Linked DNA regions of Homo sapiens: region 1 is linked to region 2. Evidence: chromatin contacts called from ENCODE Hi-C or POLR2A ChIA-PET data. All regions are on one chromosome and are shown on one strand. Each heading gives the region's core, a stretch centred on a gene start or an enhancer-like site at or near the end of the contact. The rest is flanking DNA. Distances are from core to core; before and after follow the strand shown. Region 1 overlaps MAML2 (mastermind like transcriptional coactivator 2). Region 2 overlaps MAML2 (mastermind like transcriptional coactivator 2).

Region 1 (2,895 bases), core at 337-2,836, 58 kb before region 2:
TCTAATGAGTGGCTTAACCCCACCGGAATGACACATACAAACGGACATAATCAAAAAGCCGGGGGTAAGATATAGGTATAGGGCCCAAGAAAAAAGATGGTATGTCTCAGGTTTTAAGTAGGGGTAGAAGGGCACTTTAAGTTCACTCTAGAGAGTTTTATTTCCTCTAACAACTAGGAGAGGTGGATCTTTCATTCATTTTAAACTCTTTTAGCACTACTCTCTGCAGGAATATGATGGGAAAGAACACATGATCACCATTCCTGACTCAGAGCCCCTGGAACAGGTCTGGTCACCACCACAATCACAGTTGCAGTGGACGGTGAAAAAGCACTTGGTGTGAAAATAAGATTTTAGGAGCTCACGATAGGATGGCAAATAGGGATACATTGTGATTTGAGGGTTTCACTTCTTTCTTTCCTACTTGGCCCATGATGAGGGAAACTAGATCTCAAGATTCAAGAATATGTTGAATCCTTATCTATTTAAATTTAGAGATTTAACCAAGAAGTCCCATTGTAAAAATAACTCCGGGGCTGAGATGTGGCGATCCAAATTCCTGAAAATTGTTAACCCCCAATAATTCTTACTGCCTTGAATTCCCCAGGAATGACAGTATATTTCTAATTTCCAGGTGTGCTGCGGCTAACTTAAACAAGATAAAACACCTTTCATGGTATTTAAAAACACCAGTGGGTTTTCTCCCTATAGTCTCCACTCCCAGCTCAGAGGACTGTAATCCTAAACTTGGAGCACCATCTTAGATAAGTGAAAGCGGAGTAGATAATTTTGAACTGGATCCATCTTGGAAATTTGATCGGAGTCTGAGAATACCGCCTAGGTTGTTCCTGCACTGCCGTCGGGAGCCAACGCACCTGGGCTCTTGCCAGTACTTGCTTTCTGCCCAGTCACCAGATGCATTCTGGGATGTTTCTGCCCACAAGCAAAACTTTGGCTTGTTTTTCTTCACAGCAACTAATGCCTCAGAAAATAAAAAATAAAAAAACAACAACAACAAAAAAAATAACTCTGGCTTTGCAGTTTCCCTGCTGCCTTTAAACCTGTAATGCTAAATGACGTGCCCACAATAAAATAAGAATAAGTGCTCTTTTCTCCTTTTAAAAATCACCAGTGGCTACAAGATCTTTGGCTAAATTGTCCAAAAGTCCAGGTGTTCTCTCTCTTGCTCTTTCTCTGATATATACACATGCATTTCGAGACAAACACCCTTATACACGGTTGTAAGACAGTTTCAACTTTATTTGACAGCTGTTTGCAAATTTAGCCCTGTTACTGAAGCATGCATTCACCAGCTGGCTGGTGACCATGGAAAACTAATAAATACTTAAAGAGGTCTCCAATCAGTGAGCAAAGAAGCTTAGATTGATACTATGACTTCTGAGTTTTGAGGCAATCACCAGTAACATAGAACAGGCCAATTCAGAGAGGACGTGCAAAGGGGAAGAAACCAAAAACACACAGGTTAGAACCAGCAATTGGCTGGATCTTTTCTCCCAGAGGGAGCTGTGTTCAAAGGCAATTCACCCACAGAGCCTGGATGTGTCACCAGCCAGGAGCTCTCGCTGGGCATTCTAAGCTTTGTTTCTGTTTCCTTGACTGCTATTTGTTTACTTCAAGGCTCATAAACTTGCCTCTTGATATTTTAACTCCCAATCCTGACAGTGACAAAATACCCCAAGAGATGGCTTGGCTAATAAAGATCACTAGATATAGGCTAAAATTAGGCAGGGTGGGGCTGTGAAAATAGGTATTACATTAACGTACTAAAGAGAATGTTGAAAATCCACATTCTTGTGCCATAATTAGAATAACATTGTAATATTCTGGCATCTATATTTTACTCGTAAAATATGAAAGCAGGTAAATATTAAGAATTTAATAAATATATACTTAATATAAAATGAAGGAATCTGAGGAACATGCTCCACCAAATTGAATTCTATGGAATTTTACTGTCTTGTGCATTAGTAATGTGTGTTCTATGGGAAAGGAAGGTTGTGGTTAGAAAATAATGTACTAGACATTTTTTTGTTTGCTTGTTTGTTTTACTGTGGGTCTTAGCAACACCTGTATTATATCGACATACACATCTTCATCGTTCCTTATACTCATTTAACCACAGAACCATTTTGGTGTATGTGGTGAAACTAGATTTTGCGTAAATCAATTTGGAATGTCTTCTACTGAACACATCTTAGGAAATGTTGATCTAAGGAAAAACGCAAAATAGATAAAAATTATGACTAGATCTTGAATAAATTCAATGTTTTAAACTGGTTCAACTATTCAATCGCTTAGAACTTTCTCATCCAAAGCAATGTGCTAGGCACTTAAGCCCTATCTGGAGGAATTCACAGCAAGAGACCCATATACCAAGCTTGCTCTTACTGCATGGTATTTGTATTTGCTGTTTCCTCTAACTGGAATGCTCCTCCTCATGGTCCTTACTTTATCTGGGTCACTTCTCCAGTGTTGCCTATAGAGAAGTCTTCCCTCATAACTTATCTAAAATAGCACTTCCATCACTCTCTAACTCTCTACCTTGCTTAATTTTTTTCAAAGTACCCAAAATGATTTTATGTATTTCCTTATATACTTATTGTTCATCTACTCTATTGAAACCTAGCCCTATCAAAGACATAACTGTTTTATTCAACCTTGTATCTTCAGCACTTAGTATAGTATGTGGCATTTAGTAGGTGCTTAATAATACTTGTCAAATGAATGAATGAATAAATAAATGAATGAAAATAATTCTAGGCCAGGCGGAATTACTGGTGGCACACATCTGTAATCCCAGCACTTTGGCAGGCCAAGTTCACTTGAGCCCAGGAGTTTGAGACCAGCTTAGGCAACATAGTGAGACCCTGTCTA
Region 2 (2,868 bases), core at 344-2,843:
CTTCATTCACAAACTAGCAATCAGATTATACTTTATGAGCCTTAAAATTTACAGAGAAAGTCTTAAGGGCCATATAAGCACACTAATACATTAAAAAAGAAACATAAAGCATTCATCATTCGTCCTCATATCCTTGTTGATTTGTCTCTGAAGTGAGAGACCATATCTACCAAAGTGTGGCTTTCCCAGTGCTGCAGACCCACTGAAATTATTCAATGTTTTCTCAGCATAACTGTAAAATACACGAGGCAAGAAAACATTTCCTAGATAGAAAATTCTATCACTTCTCCTATCTTCTCTTCTCACTTATGGCTGCTCTCTCACCTGCCTGAAGATTTCTAGGTAGACTAATCAAGAAAAGGAAATTAACATAACTGAGTATATATTACATATCAAACACTTGAATATGGTTACTTTATTTCCCTTAATCTGCACAACAATCCCATTAGAAAGGTATTATTACCCTTAATTTATAAATAAGGAAAGCAATACTCAGAGAGACTAAGTAACTTGCCCAGGGTCACACAGCTAGCAAGTGGGCTTTAACTCAAAGTTTGTGTGGTTCTAAAGCATATGTCATTTACACTCTAACATGCTCTAATTAGTTTGTTCAGGGCTAGGATCAACCTAGTATAAAGGGGCCAGGGGCAGTAACTACAGAGACATCCTAGATTTCAGGTAAAATGATGAGGAATATGGGAATGGCCAGGATGCAGTATAGAGCTGAGTGGGAAAAATCTGCTTTTTGTCATCTGGCTCATCAATATTTGTTTCAATCATCCCTTATTTGTAGTTTTTCTCACTCACAGGTGGTAAATAGTTATGGTGAATGTGTCATGTTGGTACAACAGATTATAACCTTATATCATTGCTGATTGGTAATCAGAGAAAGGAACCTGACCCAAGACAGGGCAATTACTCCCTTCCATGGGAATTTTGGATTTGGAGAAAGTGAGACCAGGCTCTCTTTAGGTGGCTGTATCTACAGAACTTGTGAGCTGTTGTTCCATTGTGTTAACTAGAGCCATAGAGGAAGCAAATCTGTAGAAAGAGAGAAAAATGAAGCAGAGGAGAGACACGTTTTAATACCATTCGGGGGCTTGTTTCCAATCCCAGGTCAGCTCTGCTTGTTTTCTTTGATACATTATGGAATCTTTATAATGAATTTCCCTATTGCTTAAGCTAATACAAATTGGGCATCTGTTACTTTCAACAAAGAGTTCTAACCAAGTTGCCTGAGACTTCACATTTAGTGATGAACAATTTGCAGCAAGGGGCTAGGCATGCTTTGTACCTGGGTGTGAAGCTTCCCCTCTCCCCACATCTCTGCTGTCTCTGCATGATTTGCTGACTCCTAATCTTGTCCACTCACTGGTGTAGACATCATCACAGAACATGGTCAGCTATCACCACATCCAGCAGAAACTCAGAGTTACCACTGTCTATCCTCATGGGGTCAGGAAGAACACAGACCAGAGAGAGTCAGCCATGTTGCTTCTGATTTATTTCAGCATAAATTGCATTTTGAAGGTTCTTTCACAACTAGGAAAGAACAAACAAAGGAGTACATTCTTTTTCCGAATTTGGGTTATCACCTTTGATTTATTTTCCACTGCTTTGAAAAAACCTGTTCAGCCAGATTCTCTCACTGCTCTGGCCACTCCCTGGGCAGTGCAGTATGCGCTCTGGGAAACAGCACTCACACTTTCTTTAGGCTATGAGGAGTGTAGAGACAGTAATAGAATTAGTGATAATTGTATAATAATGAGTCATTTATTGAAGGTCTGCATGTGAGACATCGTACTAAGCACTTTATGTGGATAATCTTATTTAACTCTCACAACTCTCAGAATCTTCACAACTCTATATAAAGTTGATATTATTTCTTCCCCTCCCCGCTTTTGCAGATGAGAAAACAGGTTTAGAGGTTGAGTATCTTTTCAAAGGACAGACAGAGTAAGCAATGAAGTCAGGAATCAAACCACACATTCCCACTGCACAGCCTGTGCTCTGTAGTAAGTGACACCCTAGGCCCTGACAGAGGTAAATGGTACCTACACCTGTGTCTTCAGGAAGCCAGGGATCTCGTCCCGATTCTTCCATTAATTTGTTTTGTTACTTTAGGGAAAATACTCAACTTTTCTGGGCCACAGTTTTCTTCTCCTTTATAAATGGGATTATCTCTGAGATCATTATCCTGCCCAAAGCCAGAAAATAACAAGCACTAAAGGAGGGAAGTTTGTGTTCCAGGCACTATGTGTGGTGGTGTAAGGTCACCACCAAGCACAGCTGGAGGGATTCCTTAAGATGGGGGACAGAAGAAGTCATGTGTGATTCCATTAGGATAAAAGACACCCATCAAAACTTCACTGGGCATGATACTTTACCAAGAGAATTTTGGGGATAGGCTGTGCCCTGCCTTCTAGAAGTTTTTAATCTAGTTATATCACCGAGGCCCACTGTGAATGCCTACATGCAGTAGGCACCAAGCTACTGGCACCAGCACCATACAATCTAAATGATTCTCAAGGATCACTTTTTGCTTTGAAATATCTCCTTTGCTGGACTAAAATTCTTTCATTAGATACATGGTTTGAATTATGGTATAGAGTCTCTCAAGATGCAAATACTCCAGAAGCAACAGAGGAGGAAAACAGTCAATAATACCTCAAGGACAAATAGCTTATGAGAAAATTCAAAGCCAACTTACCAGAACAAGAATAAAGCTCTAAGGGAACAAGACCTAACCAGGGGAATGGTAGAGAATAAAGGCAAGGGTTTAAATAGAGAAGGATGGGGGCAGGACTATGGGAGTTGGGAGCTCCACACTGTGGACCTTTTGGGTGGCTGGAAGAAAAGAGAAGGGAG

Evidence for each region. Hi-C counts contacts between places; a loop is a spot of excess contacts on that map. ChIA-PET counts read pairs that join two places held with the same protein, here RNA polymerase II (POLR2A). Pooled maps may share reads with other maps.
Region 1: a map of PC-9 shows a loop between it and region 2 (9-fold over the local background). The contact joins two enhancer-like sites. A Hi-C loop is called at or near these places in 1 of 168 maps with a recorded cell type or tissue (PC-9) and 2 of 50 pooled maps. POLR2A ChIA-PET finds 5 or more read pairs at or near these places in 6 of 52 experiments (AG04449, HEK293, K562 and 3 more).

The regions. Positions count from the first base shown.
Region 1 is chr11:96,036,190-96,039,084 of GRCh38, forward strand. All of the region lies in intron 2 of MAML2 (mastermind like transcriptional coactivator 2), which reads right to left. Among named protein-coding and RNA genes, the nearest start is that of MTMR2, 110 kb to the left of the region's middle. Within about 2 kb of position 1,587, at least 2 of the 41 ENCODE cell types and tissues checked have a DNase peak (open chromatin) inside an H3K27ac peak, as active enhancers do; they include PC-9, where a contact is called at or near this core.
Region 2 is chr11:96,094,563-96,097,430 of GRCh38, forward strand. The region is part of intron 1 of MAML2 (mastermind like transcriptional coactivator 2); the gene reads right to left. Among named protein-coding and RNA genes, the nearest start is that of MTMR2, 170 kb to the left of the region's middle. RefSeq lists a silencer at 1,223-1,517. Within about 2 kb of position 1,594, at least 10 of the 41 ENCODE cell types and tissues checked have a DNase peak (open chromatin) inside an H3K27ac peak, as active enhancers do; they include PC-9, where a contact is called at or near this core.